Linked DNA regions of Mus musculus: region 2 is linked to region 1. Evidence: chromatin loops called from intact Hi-C (ENCODE). Cell type or tissue: heart. All regions are shown on one strand. Links, peaks and the distances in the headings refer to the core of each region. The heading gives the core; the rest is flanking DNA.

The links. Peaks named below come from ENCODE experiments on the same cell type or tissue, not always from the same donor. Only the 100,000 strongest peaks of a DNase experiment are listed, where the experiment ranks them.
Region 2: a loop joins it to region 1, with 5 times the contacts of the local background. A loop is called at or near these places in 4 of 42 quality-filtered maps.

What each region holds. Positions count from the first base shown.
Region 1 is chr3:100,966,419-100,974,281 of GRCm38, forward strand. Ttf2 (transcription termination factor, RNA polymerase II) reads right to left here and starts at 3,245. Exons shown (of 23, transcript NM_001013026.2): 1 at 3,202-3,245; 2 at 3,015-3,117; 3 at 588-674. The coding sequence starts at 3,229. In heart, for the core only: a CTCF peak has its summit at 5,358 (motif pointing right); a DNase peak (open chromatin) is centred at 3,323; H3K4me3 peaks cover 1,501 bases; H3K27ac peaks cover 1,272 bases.
Region 2 is chr3:100,912,791-100,920,653 of GRCm38, forward strand. Gm40108 (a long non-coding RNA gene) reads left to right here. Exons shown (of 3, transcript XR_867505.1): 3 at 2,020-2,430. Among named protein-coding and RNA genes, the nearest start is that of Trim45, 5.8 kb to the right of the region's middle. In heart, for the core only: a CTCF peak has its summit at 4,155 (motif pointing right); no DNase peak of the experiment used is centred there.

The sequences.
Region 1 (7,863 bases), core at 1,285-6,284:
ATAACTTCTCCCATCTATATGGACTTCCCTGCTCTTCCCAAGGAAAACTGCACTTTACTGAGTCTTACTTAGCATGTTAGACCTTTTCCCTTTTTCTATTACCAGAATAGAAAGTTGACAAGGTTGATGTTATTAGCAACTGAACAGCAGGGGGGGAACTGGCTGCTCAGGGTAGCTCAGTCAGTATTTGGGGCACTGGTTGTCAACCTTAACACCGTGACCCTTTAATACAGTTCCTCATGTTGAGATAACCTCAATCATAAAATTATTTTTGTTGATACTTCATAACTGTAATTGTGCTACTGTTATGAATCATAATGTAAATATCTGATATGTGACCCCTGTGAAAGGGTCAAGACCCGAGACCCACAGGTTTGGAATTGCCAACAAGGTAGCTAGATGATGATCAGCATGTACAACAAAGGGTTTCAGTAATGACCTTTAAAGAACAAAATCCCTTATTTTTAAAAAATTAAAAACAAACAAACAAAAAAAACTATGACTGTAACTCTTTCAAGATTGGGGGTGTGTGTGTGTATGTGTGGATATGTGTGTGTGTGTGGGGGGGGGTTCCTCTGGACACTCACCTCCATTCTTTCTTGTCCTGTGGTAGAAACAAACCCTGAAGCTCGACCACAAACTCCTCATGCAATAAACAGTGAGAAACAGGAATACTAGAAGAGAAGAATACAATAAAATAACTTTATTAGAAGACAAGAAATAGAGAGAGGTCAACAGTCTGAAGTCAAATCCAAGCTTGAATTTTTATTTTTATTTACATATTTGGAGACAGAGTCTCACTGAGTAGCCCTGGCTGGCCTGGGAGTCACTACCTAGACCAGTGTGGCCTCAGACTTGCAGCAATCCTTCTTCTGCCTCTTGAGTCCTAGGATCACAGGTGTGTGCCACCACACCCAGCCCAGCCACAGATGTTACACCAAGGTGTCCTGGGTTTGTAAGTCCCACAGATGGTTGGTTACCTGTGTGGCTTCCTGAGGAAAGGATCCATAGTCTTTCCCTCTTCTCACTTTCTAAACCAAAGCATGGCCATAATTATTATTATTGTTATTATTTTGGTTGTTTGAGACAGGGTTTCTCTGTGTAGCCCTGGCTGTCCTGGAACTCACTCTGTATTTTTTTCTTCCTGACTGTCCTATGATGCCCACATTGCAACCCTCCCAGGGATGGCTTATAGTCTAAGGCAGGCTATAGGGCAGGCCTGCTGTGACTTCTCCTCAGGTTCTCCCATTACCCTTTATCCATTAATACCCTATTAGGTGCCACGTGCTGTTACTCACGTGTCTCCCTCTTACAATAACTTACTCATGTGCTGCTTGCCTGGCATAAAATCTTAAATGTCCCTCCTTATTACTTATAGAAGAAAAATATGTGAACAGGTTTGAGTGAAGGTCTAAAGCATTCTCCCGTGACTTGTAAAACTGTCTGCAGTCTGCTCCTCAGACACACTGCAAGCCTCGAGTGAAAGTACTGTACTAGTCTGTATTGCAGTGTAGCCATGTAAGTGACACACTGTTTAAGAATCTTCACTCTCTTTTTCAAGATTGATTTATTTCTATTTTATGTTTAGGGATATTTTGCCTGCATGTGTGTCTATACACCAAGTACATGCTGGGCCTTCAGAGGCCAGAAGTGGGCACCCGATCCCCTGGAACTGAAGTTATAGACATTTGACAGCCCCTAAGTGGGTGCTGGAAATTGAAGCTAGGGCCTCTGGAAGAACAGCCAGTGCTCTTAAAGGTTGGCCCATCTCTCCAGTCCACAAGAACATTTCTTTTAATGTTGAAACAAACCTAAGACCAACATTGATGCACAATTCCTATAAACATGAGCACACATGTGTCTTAAAACATTTGAGCAGGGTACCAAATCTCAGTATATTTAGAAACATTATCTATATAATATTTCTAGAAATAAATAGTAAATTCTGGTACAAAGTGGAGACACAAATCATACAAGTTATTCCAGTACTACTATTCATTAGTATATTACTAATATTCATTAGTATATTAGTATAGCTATGATACTGAAAAAAAAATAACCATGCTCTACAAAGTCCAGCTGAATAGAGAGCAGGGAGAAATGTTAAATGACACCACAGTGTAATTTCACTTCGAGAATGTCAACACCCGGTATGTTAAGATTGTCACACTTGCCGGGCGGTGGTGGCGCACGACTTTAATCCCAGCACTTGGGAGGCAGAGGCAGGCGGATTTCTGAGTTCGAGGCCAGCCTGGTCTACAGAGTGAGTTCCAGGACAGCCAGGGCTATACAGAGAAACCCTGTCTGGGAAAAAAAAAAAAAAAAAAAAAGATTGTCACACTTGACTTTCCTCACTTTAGACAAGATGCTTGAGGTTTCTAGGTCTCAGCTTTCACATCTGCAGAACCTGCGATCCACATCAACCTCTGATGTTTCTTTCAGCACTAACTCCCTACAGCAGCGGTTCTCAACCTTCCTAATACCCGTTACAACAGTTATGGTGACCCCAATCATAAAATCATTCCCATTGCTACTTTATAACTGTAATTTTTGCCGTTTTGAATCGCAATGTAAAAATATCTGATTTGCAGGATAACTGAAATGCAACCCCTGTGAAAGCGTCCTTAGATCCTGAAGGTCGTGACCCGCAGGTTGAGAAACACTGCCCTAAAGACTCTGGCTCTCTCTGGGTTGTTAACGTCATGCCACTAGATGAAGGAGAAAAGCTTGTGTCTAATTAACATGTTTTAACCTTAAACGTAAAATTTAAATGGCGACCTAAAATTGGTACAAGACTAGCAAATTAATTCCCATGTCCACTGTTTGTTTACACTTTTTAGAGGGAGCAGAAAGGATGCCGGGGCAAAGGGGAGTGGCTAAGTAAGGCCAGACAGGTGCCTAGAAACTTGAAGCAGACTCTAGAAGGATCGGAGTGTGGGTGAGTCCGCGTCCCAAGGCAGCTGAAGTGACCAGGCTGGGTCACTCCGTGTAACCGGGCCGGGCTGGAGACTCACTCGGTGGCCTGCACGAAGCCGCATGTGTTCGTCCGGCACACGTAGAAGCTCTTTCCCTTATTCGGGCCATCGCGGACGCCGGTCTTTAAGAAGCAGGCGTCCCCTGAGGAAACAAGAAGGTCAGCATCGGCCACTCCAAGCCAGTCCCACAGTCCCCGGGAGGGAAATCCCGAGACTGAGGCCTTACCGTGCTCCGGACACTTAACCAGGTCCATACCGCAGCCAGGAAGCCCTGGCCCGCCGGGTTTCCGTCTTTGACTCCGCCCCGTCCCGCCCACCACAACACTCCACCAATCAAGCGGGAGAGTCTCTCACTTTCAACCAATTACAGTCTCCCTCAGGCTTGGCGCGCTCTGAAATCAAACTTGGAGTGAGGAGGCGTGGCTGAGCTCCAGTGAGGACGCCGGCATGCTCCCTGGCTTGGGGAAAGCAGGACTTGGAGAGAAGTGGACGAGGCTGAGCTTGGGAGACTCCAGAGGAACCACTAGACCCAGAGGGAGCCAGAGCCGCTTGCCTGCTCGGGAAGCAGCCACTGTGGGCGGGAACACTTCAACTTGAGGCGGCCAAAAGGCGGGAGCATCCCTTAAAACTTTGGGAATCTACTGCATAGTCTGTAATAAGCACAAAGACTCCCTTAGGACCCCGGGCAACCTTTAAATGAGTGCAGGGCGTCCACGGGGTCACCAAAGATTGAACATCTGCACAGATCTCAGTTCCAGGTTCCGCGCTCTTTGAGTCTTAGGCTGCCTTCCCCTGGTGAGGTTCTAAGGACCGCCTGGTGTGGACGCCCTGGGTCTGAGAGAAGAACCTGAGGGCAATACAAGACCTTGCGTGCTTACTAATTTTACATTGTGTGTTTTGCATTGTCAAACCTTTTGAACTTATTTTGCATTTGTACTTTTAAAAAACCGAGAGTGACGCATGGTGGCGCACGCCTTTAATCCCAGCACTTGGAAGGCAGAGGCAGGCAGATTTCTGAGTTCAATGCCAGTCTGGTCTACAAAGTGAGTTCCAGGACAGCCAGGGCTACACAGAGAAACCCTGTCTCGAAAAACCAAAAAGAAAAAAAAAAAGAAAGAAAAGGAAAGGAAAGAACTTGTAATGGATTCTTTCAGTGAGCAGAAGGTGAGGAATGACTATCGGAGCTTGGCTGCAATAGCCATGACTTCATATTTCAGCAGTTGAAGATCATGTGTCTTGGAGTGGCACACACAACTGCTATGAGGACAGAAAAGCTGCAATGTCTAAGAAGTCTGGGCTATATGGAGGCTGTAAATGTTTTAGGAGTTCAGAGTCCAGACAGTCCCGAGGTATCATTTATGAATTAAGCAGTTCTTACTAAATAGCTTTTTTGGTGTCCCAAGAGGAGTAGGTGTTTGAGAAATATAAAGTTCATTTAATGCATACATTTAAAGCAACTGTTCTAACCACAAGGGGCTTACTGAGTGGAAGAAGCTGAACTAGCCTCTACCTAATGCTTAAATAAATATAAAATAGTATATAAATGTCAAGATGAATGGAGTCAGCAGCAAACCCCGGAGAGCTTGAGAGAGAGATGAATTTCCAAGTGCACGCAGTGTGGCACGCCCCACCCCAGTTCTCCAGTGAAAGTTTATACAAACAGATTTTCTTTATTCCTAGATTGCAATTCCAAGATCTGTATTATATGCATGTGAAGTGGATACCATCTGAGGAGGTGGAGACCACAAACACTAAGGTTTGGGGAAAGAGGACCACGGTGATTCTTGTAGTGAGAATTTTGGTTTCTTTAAAAAAACACAGAAATATAAAGAATGTTTTGTTTGTTTGTTTGTTTGTTTTAACCCCAGGTGGGGCTGCTTCAGATTGTCCACAGCAGCTGACTGTAATTTGCCTCATGCTCTAACAGGGGTGTGGTTTTGCCAGCTGCAGATGGTTTCTGAGAGTGTGTGGAATTCTGGGGACTCTTCAGAGGGTATATAAATACTAGGGCCTGATACTAGGAACTGATTGGCTGCTCAGCGGTTGGATGCTGTTGACTGTGATTTGTTAAGCAGTTGTGTGCAAAGAGATGAAAAGAAGAAATTAGATATGATGGTGAAGAAGCTCAAACTTGCCCCAAGAAACTCGACGCCCCTAATCAGCAGGAAGTTGTCTAACAATAATGTCACCCCTTTCCCCCTCTGCCCTTTTGTCTTTTCTACCTAGTGTTAGGGGGTGGAAAGGAGAGGGGTGGAAAAGAGTGGAATTTTAAAAAATTCACAAAGTACCCAAAAGTCTGGTGATATCTCTCTATATAGATATAGATATAGATAGATATATATCTCCCTCTTTTCCATGTATGCCTACAGGCCAGAAGAGGGCACCAGATCTCATTATAGGTGGTTATGAGCCACCATGTGGTTGCTGGGATTTGAACTCATACAGCAAGAGCTCTTAATCTCGGAGGCATTTCTCCAGCCCCAGGTTACAGGTTCTTTCCTGCACAAGATGACTTTGAGACTAGACAAAGTCCAGGTCTCAAATGCGTCATTCCAGACACCATTTCCTCTGAAGCTGCTCAGCCGCCTTGCACACATCCAGTAAGTAAAAATGGACACAGATAACATACAGCAAGGAAAAATGTTCCTTCTAGAAATCTAGGATGTGCTAAATAAAAACGTTTAGACCCCGGATCATATTAACAGGGGTGGTTTTGGACCAGTGGGACAGCCAAGCAAGTACAGGTTTTGTGCATATATAGTTCATATATGTTCTTAGCCTGAAAACATCTGGAGAGACCTCTGAGAATGAACTGTATATAAATTTCTATTTGGAATGAAGCAGAGGATGTAAGTTTTGGGTTTCTTAATAGCCTTGTCATACTCAGAACAAATGTTTGAGTAAATCCTAAATCTAGATGTTTTAAATGTACAAGTTAACAATAGAAATTATTGACTTATGGGCTGGCCTAAACACAGTTTATGTTGGAATTTGTAGCTGGATTGTGACAGTGACTGCACTTGAACTAAAAAAAAGCTATGTTTGTTTGTTTAGAGATAGAGTCTTAGGATTAACTCAACCTGGTCTTGAACTGGGTATGTTTCCCAGGCTGACTTTCAAAATACAATTCTCCTGCCTCAGCTTCCTATATGATGAGTTTATAGGCATGCATCTCCATGCTTGATTTAGAATAGGTGACTTTTATGAGAACTAAATTGGGTCTCAAGAGAGCTGGGGTTTTTTGTTTGCTTGTTTTCTTTTAAGATTTATTTATTTATTATATGTAAGTATACTGTAGCTGTCTTCAGACACTTCTCTCACTCCAGCCTGGCTGGCTCTGGCCCAAAGATGTATTTATATGAGTACACTGTTGCTGTCTTCAGACACCCCAGAAGAGGGCATCAGATCTCATTACGGATGGTTGTGAGCCACCATGTGGTTGCTGGGATTTGAACTCAGGACCTCTAGAAGAGCATTTAGTGCTCTTAACCGCTGAGCCATCTCTGTAAGTGGTGCTGGAAGCTTCCGTGTGGAAAGTAAATGGTAGGCATACCAACATGCTGAGTAAATAGCCTAGTGGCTGAAGAACTTGGTAGTAGACACACTTTACTCACAATCGGTGGTGACCCTGAAGCAGATGGGTTTCCTAATCTGTGAATCCAGGACAATACACTCATGTTAGTTATTGAGGAATTGAAAGCAAGTATACTCAGCACCATGCTGGCTGACACACGTCAGCCTCATTGGGCACTCCTTAGAGGTGAGAGGGTGCGCTCCGACACTAACCCCTTAACACCCCTGTCAGCATCATTTTTAAAAGTATCCAGCAATTTAAAATTCAAGCCAGTTGTCAGATTCTAGTAGCTCTGCAAGTCTCATTTATTGTATATGAGGGTTTCTAGCCAGCTGTCAGTTCTAAGTATCCTATTCTGTGGGGTAGGGGTGAGGAGACAGTGCCAGGATGCCTTGAGCATGCTAAGTTAGTACTGAATCACTGAGTACCACCCCATCCAGCACCCGATTTTCTGAAACTCTCGGGCATTTTGATTGTTGCAAACGGAGAGCCTCATTCTAACTGGCATGTGACAGATCTTTGCCCTGCAGCACATTCTGAGAAGGGAAGTTGTCAAATCTCAGCTTTCTCTGAGGTGTGTTGTAAGATGAGGGCTGTTATTTAGTGCTCACAACTACCCTAGCAACACGCGTTCTTTATTCCTAGGTTTAAAGATTTAACATAGTCAGGTCTGGTGGCTCACACCTGTAACCCCAGCATGAAGGAGGATTGCCTTGAGTTAAAGGCAAACTACATAGAGAGACCAAGCTAGCCTGAGTTACACAGCTAGATGTGTAGGATATCGTCTCAAAAAATAGTGTGCTAAAATTATTATAATTATAATTATTATTATTAATTTTGGTTTTTTTGAGGCAGGGGTTCATTTTGTAGCCCTGATTGCCCTAGAACTAACCCTGTAGACCAGGCTGTCCTTGAACTCAGATCAACCAGCTTCTGCCTCCTAAGTGCTAGGATGGAAACCATATGCCACCACTGCCAGGCAAAAATTTTAAATTTTAAAATATATTCAGTGACTCAGATAGTTCACTTGCATTTCATCAAACATCTAGGTGTTTGCAGTGGCATGCTTAACAAATTATAAGACTAAATAAAACAAATGTAAAAGCCATTTTACAAGAAACCACTAGGTGGCAGCCTATTAACATGAAAACCAAGCAGAAGGCCTGCCCACTTCTGTTTCATTCCTTTTGCTAACAAATCCTTACTGCTCACTCGATTTCATTTTGTTTGGTGCCTTCCAGATATATGAGAGTTTTAAACCTGTCCTTTGATTAAGGAACAATCAAGATGTTACTGTGGGCAAAAATCTGTTTA
Region 2 (7,863 bases), core at 1,807-6,806, 53 kb before region 1:
TTTTTAGCAAAGAAGAACAATAAAACTTGGGGGTGTATACTAAGCAAGACTGGCAGACTTCCTGTTACCAGTGAGTCTGTGCTGGGCTCATAACGTACAAGTTCCTTATGCCTTTCCCTATGAAAGTTTAGAAATCATGCATGGTAAGTTTTAGGACATATGAATTTTATTTTGTTTTTTTAAAGATAGGCTTTCTCTGTGTAGCTCTGGCTGTTCTGAAACCCACTCTGTAGATCAGGCTGGCCTCAAACTCAAATATCTTCTTGCCTCTGCCTCCCTCATGCTGTTATTAAAGGTGTGCACCACCATAGCCTGGCTAATACATGAATATTTTAACAAACAATATGTGAATATTTTAAACAAAAATGTTAACAAAAATGTCAGATTTCAGACTTGAGCCTACATAATGAGTTATATATATTCTTCTAAATTGTTGGCTTGTTTAACAAACACATTTTCTCAATAAAAATGTATATTATACATATGCATACACACATACAGTCATGTACATCCACCCTTTCACATATGCACACAGGCATATATACACATACACATAATACACATACATACATACATATACACACACACACACACACACACACACACACACACACACACACACACTCACTCACTCATCCCTTGGTGAAGAATTGTTTCCAAGGTGCTCTGTAAATACCAAGAGCTACACATAACCAAAACCCCTTGTCTAGAGTGTACAGAGTTTGCATTTCATTCTCCTGTGTAGTTTTAGTTGTTTCTAAATTATTTATAATATAATATAATAATATCACATATACCATGCAACTGCTAAGTGGTTGCTGTACTGTATTGTCTGGAGAGTAAGAAACATATAATGTTAGCACAGATTAATATATTTTTAAATTTTATTTTTATTTATATTGATGTTTTGCCTACATATATGTATGCTCACTATGTGTGTGCCTGGTGCTCTTGGAAGCAAGAGAATGCCAGGTCTCCTGGAACTGTTTTTTACAGATGGCTGTGAGCTGCCATGTGGGTGCTGGGAACCAAATCCACGTTCTCTGGAAGAGCAGCAAGGGCTCTTCACCATCAGACCGTCTCTCCAGCCCAAGTGATTATATTGATTGCAGAGCGTAGGTTTCCAGTAGGACACCTCCATGCATACATAATTTGATCCTCGTCGCCTCTTCTAGTCACTCTTTATCCTGCCTCCCGCTCTTCCCTCATTTCTTTCTCACATCTCTAGTGCTTTCATCTGTTTTTTTTTCCTATCTTCTACATACAAGGGAAAGCATACAATATTTGTTTTTATTTGTTTGTCTTCTTTATTTTTGAGACATATTCCCAGAAGTAGTATGGTTGGATTATATGAAACTTTTGTATTAAATATCTCAAGGAGCCTCTATACTGATTTCCACAGTGACTGAACTAATTTAATTTACATTTCCACTAGCAGTGAACAAGGTTTTTTTTTTTTTTTCTTTTCTTTCATTTTTTTTTGTTTTGGTTTGTTATTGATTTGTTTTGCTTGTTTGTTCAGAACAGAGTTTCTCTGTGTAGACCTTGCTGTCCAGGAACTCTCTCTGTAGACCAGGTTGGCCTCGAACTCACAGAGATCTGCCTGCCTCTCTGGAGTTCTGGGATTAATAGTGTGCACCACTACTGCCTGGCTTGTTTGTCTTTTTGATGACTGAGGTGAGATAGAACCTCGATGTAGTTGGTCTGCATTTCCCTGATAGCTAAGGGTGTTGACTATTGTTCATGTGTTTGCATGTAGCTTGTACACAGGTGCGTGTTCACGTGTATATCTTCACTTAAAAGTGTGCTCATTTCCACTGCTCATTTATTGATTGAATGAATTGGTCTCTTGTCCTCCTTTTCAGGTCTGTATGTATGATAGCCGTGACTCCCATTAGGTTAATACTCGGCGAGGATTTTCCTCTTATTCTGTGGGCTGCCTCTTTACGCCATTGTCCTCTGCTGTAGAGAAGCCTTTTAGTCCAGTGCATCTTTATCAGTTCTTACTCTTACTTCCAGGACTCCTGGAGCCCGATGCAGAAAGCCATTGCTTAACACCTACAACCGGAAGAAGTTCCAGAGTTCCAGGTCTTACATCCAGGCCCTATGTCAATTTGAGTTGGTTTCTGAACAGGGTGAGAGATAAGGACCTAGTGTTGCTCTCTAACTTCCTTAATATCACTGTTGCAGAACGCTGCCCTTTTTTTCCAATGAATGTTTTGGTTCCTTTGTCAAGAGCCAGACGGGTGCAGCCACATGGGCTTATATCTACGCTGTATGGGTCTGCAGTGGTACCATGCTGCTTTCGTTACTTGGCTGTAGCAGACTTGTGCAGCCTCCGGAATTGCACCTTTTAATCAGGACTGCTTTAGCTGCTTAGATCTCTTGTACTTCCACAAGTTTTAGGATTAAATGTTTTCTTTATGTGAAGAATGTCATTGGAGTTTTTATGAGTGTTACATTGACTATATTGCTTTTGGTAAGGCAGCCATCTTAACACTATCGATTCTGCCAACCTGTGAGTATGGGAGGTCTCTCAATTAGTCTTTGCCCATATTGACATGCCATCCTGACAAGGAGCAAGCCATGAAACTAACCAGGGCAAAAGTGGACCACACCAAAGGTCCAATTTAAAACAACATTTTCACCGGGCATGGTGGCACACGTCTTTAATCCCAGCACTTGGGAGGAAGAGGCAGATGGATTTCTGAGTTCGAGGCCAGCCTGGTCTACAAAGTGAGTTCCAGGACAGCCAAGGATACACAGAGAAACCCTGTCTCGAAAAACAAAAACAAAAACAAAAACAAAACAAAAAACAAACAAAAAAACCAACCAAACAAACAAACAACCCCAACATTTTCCAAATTAACCTCAGAAAGTGTCGAGTTTACTAAAGTCAAGTACTAAAGGAATCCTGACAGGGAAAACAGCTTGTTAGGTTAAAAAGCAGTGTTTACTGGGAGCACAAAGTATGCTTTGTGACCAATTCTTTTTTTTTGTTTTGTTTTTGTTTTTTTAAGATTTATTTATTTATTATATGTAAGTACATTGTAGCTGTTTTCAGACACTCCAGAAGAGGGCATCAGATTTCACTAGGGATGGTTGTGAGCCACCATGTGGTTGCTGGGATTTGAACTCGGGACCTTTGGAAGAGCAGTCGGCACTCTTAACCACTGAGCCATCTCGCCAGCCTTGTGACCAATTCTTTACCACATCAGCTTGAGCACTCCAGAACTGTGGCTTCAATTTTAATGACAAGCATTGACACCACACATAATATGAAATCTGACTTCTAAATGCATTTGTTATTTTCCTTATATTATTCATTTTAGTCAATTATATATTTTTTAATGTGGAAGATATGTGCAACTAATATAATCAAAACACATTTATCCATGTTGTTAAAAGAAAATATATAATCTTCCAGATACCTTTTAAAAATATTTATTCTCGAGAAAGATGAATAGTGAGCTCCTGTGTGATGACCACATAAAGGGAGTTCACAGAAGGACATGAGCGAGTGTAAATGAAGCGTCCACAGTGTGAGACTGACACTTTCTGACTGCGTCAACCGGAGTCTATGTGGGGACCATGACAGACACTTGCCAGTCAACAGAAGTCAAATCCAAAGGGTGAAACGTCAAAAATAAGACCATGAAGACTTTTTCTACAAGAGCAGGTAGGTAAGTTACAGTGGGGCCGATGCCTTGTGTAGTTTGAGTCCAGCCTTCGCCTCTATGGAGAGCTTGAAAACTGACATCATTCTAACTGTCTAACTGTCACCTTCTCAAGGTTGGAAGCTGCCCATTTATCACCAAGAGTCAGTATCGGGGAACTATTTAATGCCTGTTGTCTCTCATAATTACATCACCTCATAATCTATTCCTGCCTTCGTTGCTTCCCTCTTTCCTTCCTTTCTTTAATGACCTTGAACCTGCTATTCCTGCCTCCACTTCCCAAGGGCTGGGATTATTGGCAAGTGCCATGCCTGGCTCAGCAGTGAATTTTTAAATAAGCCAAACTATCTAGAACTTGCTGAGTCCTGGAGCCTGTTCAACCCCTTCCTTCCCTGTCTCAGCCCAATTTTAATTTTTTTATTATAAAGAGCTAAACAAAGTTATTGGTGCTTCTATTTTCATACAAGCTAATCCCACTAGATGGCACTAAAGAGTCGCATGTTAGGAATCGGGCCGTGCTAACCTCAGAAACAAAAATAAGCTATCTGAACTAGCAATGCATTTCCCCGATGATTTGTACTGATATTATGATTTTCTAGATATGAACCACAAGTCTCAACCTCTTATTCGTTATAGGATACGGTGTGTTTCAGACCCTGTGGCCCATGTTAGCAATGCAGCAGTGAGACAGGAGCCCACGTGGTTAGAGGTTTGATGAACAGCATTGTCCAGAGGATCTGAGTTCAGTTCCCAGCACCTACTGGGTGGCTTACAAGCACTTGTAACTCCAGCTCCATAGGATCTGATGCCCCTGCCCTTGTAGGGCATCTGTACTCGTGTGCACATACCCACATAATTTTTAAAAAAAAAAAAATTTTTTTTTAAGTGAAGGGGCATTGTAATGGCAGAAGGCAGCATCAGGGGAGAAGCAGTTGGTAGTTGGTTATGCACACTTTTAATCCCAGCAGTGAGGCAGGCAGATACCTGTGAGGTCAAGGTCAGCCTACATATCAAGTTGCAGGCCAGCCAGGGCTACATAGTAAAAGAAAGAGGAAGAAAATTGAGATGCATAGTGTTCTAGTTTGGCTTTCTGTTGCTTTGATAAAACACTAATAAAAGCCAACACAGGGGGCTGGAGAGATGGCTCAGTGGTTAAAAAGCAATGGCTGCTCTTCTAGGGGACCCAAGTTCAATTCCCAGCACCTACATGGCAGCTCACAACGGTCTGTGACTTGTTCTAGAGGATCTGGCACCGTCACGGTGGCAAGCGCAGGGGAGGAGGCTTTTGCTCACAGGTCTCACAGTTTGAGACCCAGTCCATCGCAGTGGGTTAGGTATGGCAGCCTAGTGGCTCTCAGCACTGGCAGGGGTAGGAGGCAGCTTGCTCACAGGTCTCACAGTTTGAGACCCAGTCCATCGCAGTGGGTTAAGTATGGCAGCCTAGTGGCTCTCAGCACTGGCAGGGGTAGGAGGCAGCTTGCTCACATCTGGGCAAGTCAAGAAGCAGAGAGCACAGTGGAATTCGGGCAGCTAGAAAAATCTCAAAGCACCCCACCCAGCCACAGAGGGCCTTTTCCTCCAGCGAGTCTCTACCAACGAAAAGTTGACAATCCTCCCCACACAACACCACCAACTAGGACTGAGTGGTCAGACAATGAAGCTATGGGAGACACTCCATTCAAGCCACACTGGTCTTCTCCAGAACCTTAGCTAAAAAGAAGAGGAAAGGGCGGCTGAGGAGCACAGACAGAAGGTGAAACTGAAGTGTGAGTGTGAGAAAGATTCATAGTTAGGAGGGGATGAGGCACAAGTTGGGATGGGATTGGACATTTAGACTAGAGGTGTCAGGAGCAATCAAGGCGGAAAGGGATAGTGACTGATGGGGACAGATATGACGGTGGTGAAAGGGTAAGTCCACCAGAGCCTTTCTATCTGCTGGACGGATCACACAGCATCAGAGCCAGCCTTCCTGACCTCCCGATAGAGCATCCTCCCTTCCTGGCTCTCCTGCCCTCAGTACTGTTCCTGCCTTGGGCATTAGGAGTGGGCTGAAATCTTTAGCTACTGTATGGACCTGGCCACTTCCAGAAGTTCTGCTCTTCTGCCCCTGTGGCTTTTGTACTTCCCTGTGACTATTTGATGTCTGGAGTCCCCAGTAGGAGAAGCGATGCGTAATCATGGAGCAAGAAATGAATCAGCTCTGACAAAGGAATACAGTTAGTACATCTTAGCCATATGGTCTCAACCCATATCGTGTATCCACAAAATTCGTGGTTGAACATGGTCTTGTTAAGTTTTCTCATTATTTGAGATAACCAGTTTCTGCCTCCCTATTAACATGTCTTTATCAAATGCCTACTATGCAGGCACTGGGTTGGTTGCCAATGGTTTACTTTTTCTTCTTCTTCTTCTTCTTCTTCTTCTTCTTCTTCTTCTTCTTCTTCTTCTTCTTCTTCTTCTTCTTCTTCTTCTTCTTCTTCTTCTTCTTCTTCTTCTTGTTTTCGAGACAGGGTTTCTCTGTGTAGCCCTGTAGGCTGTCCTGGAACTCACTTTGTAGACCAGGCTGGCCTCAAACTCAGAAATCTGCCTGCCTCTGCCTCCCGAGTGCTGGGATTACAGGCGTGCGCCACCACGCCCAGCTGGTTTCCTTTATCTTAACAGAGAGACAGAAAACATATATTTGTATGCCATATCTACACACAATATACACAATCTATACATAAGTCTATATAAATATGTACACAAACATAATAAAACAATACTATAAGGTAGACAAATATCGCAACATAAATAATATAGGCAGAAGATTGATTTCCTTTAGTGTTTTTTTTTTTTTTGAGGGGTGCTCAGTATCAAATCATATCACTGTGCTAAATCTCCAAACTCACAAGGAAGCCATTAGAATACAAGCTGGAGCTTAGAAACAACAGCAAGATTCTGGGGAGGTAACAGAAAGGTCTCCTGCCACAGAAAGAAGGAGAAGTTTTAAAAATAAAGGCAGGACAAACTGACAAAGAGCAAGAAAGGTGCTTGTCAAACTTCAGGGATTACCTAAAAGTCCGGGTTTATATGTCTGTAAGGGAAACGTTTTAGAATGAAGGCTTAATGTGGTTTTACAATTAACCTGGAAGATCAAATTAGCTATTTCACAAAAGGAAGTCAACCATAATCCAGAGACTATTGTGGTACTTGAGAGAGTGATAAGGTCTTGTACCATCTTAAAATTTCTATGCACTAAGGTGTTGGCAATGCGGATGGAAAGAAACTGATGCCTGCCTGGATGTGGAAAACAAGAAAGGAAGCCAAGAAGATGATAAGATCTCAGGTTGGGAGAGTGAGCTTCCCCTTGGGAGAGTGAAACCAGAAGACTAAGAGCACAGAATGCAATGAAGAGAGAAGCCTCGAGTCACTGAAGATGGGGTTAGGCGAAGGCAACGTCCTGGAGCAGAGCTATAACAGACATTTATGACAAAAGCTCTGGGGAGGGGTTAGTCAGAACTGGAAATATAAATTGGGGACTCAGCTCTTTAAGAGGAAATACAGTGGGGGCCAACAAAGGAGCCACGAAACCACCCTGGGACACAGCAAGGGCAAACACTAACGTGGCTGAGTACTGAGAAAAGTCCAGGAATGTTGTCACTCATTCTCTACACACCAAAGAGAAAGAACAAAACATCGGTGATGAGACTAGCACAAAGTTTAAGAACCACAGTGGTGAGAGCCACCAGCGCTAATTAAGTTGAGGGGAACTGGATCAAGGGAGGGTGAGTTTTCTTTCAGGACTTCATCACAGTCCTCGGGAGAAAGAATGTGTAAAGGACTCACTGAAAAGTGTTAGCAAAATAAGGAGAGGCAGAAGAGGTTGGGAGAAAACCAGCAATCAATGGCGTGAGAAAGGAGAGAAGATGCATAGACTTTTAAGTAGAACGGAAAGATGTTCTCCAGATAGCCCCATCTTCTCTCTCCATGGAAGGCAGGTAGGGATTTGATGTGCAAGAAGCTGAGAAAGGGAAGGACAGAGGGGACTGGGCAGAATCTTAGGCATGACATCTTAAGACTGTTGTTCCCATCCCAGATGCTAGCTTGGGTTGACCACTCGACCCCTCCCAGGCAGCTCTATTATAAGCTGTTGGGAGATTAAATGAGATAATGCATATAAATTATACAGCACTCCTCCAACAGAGAA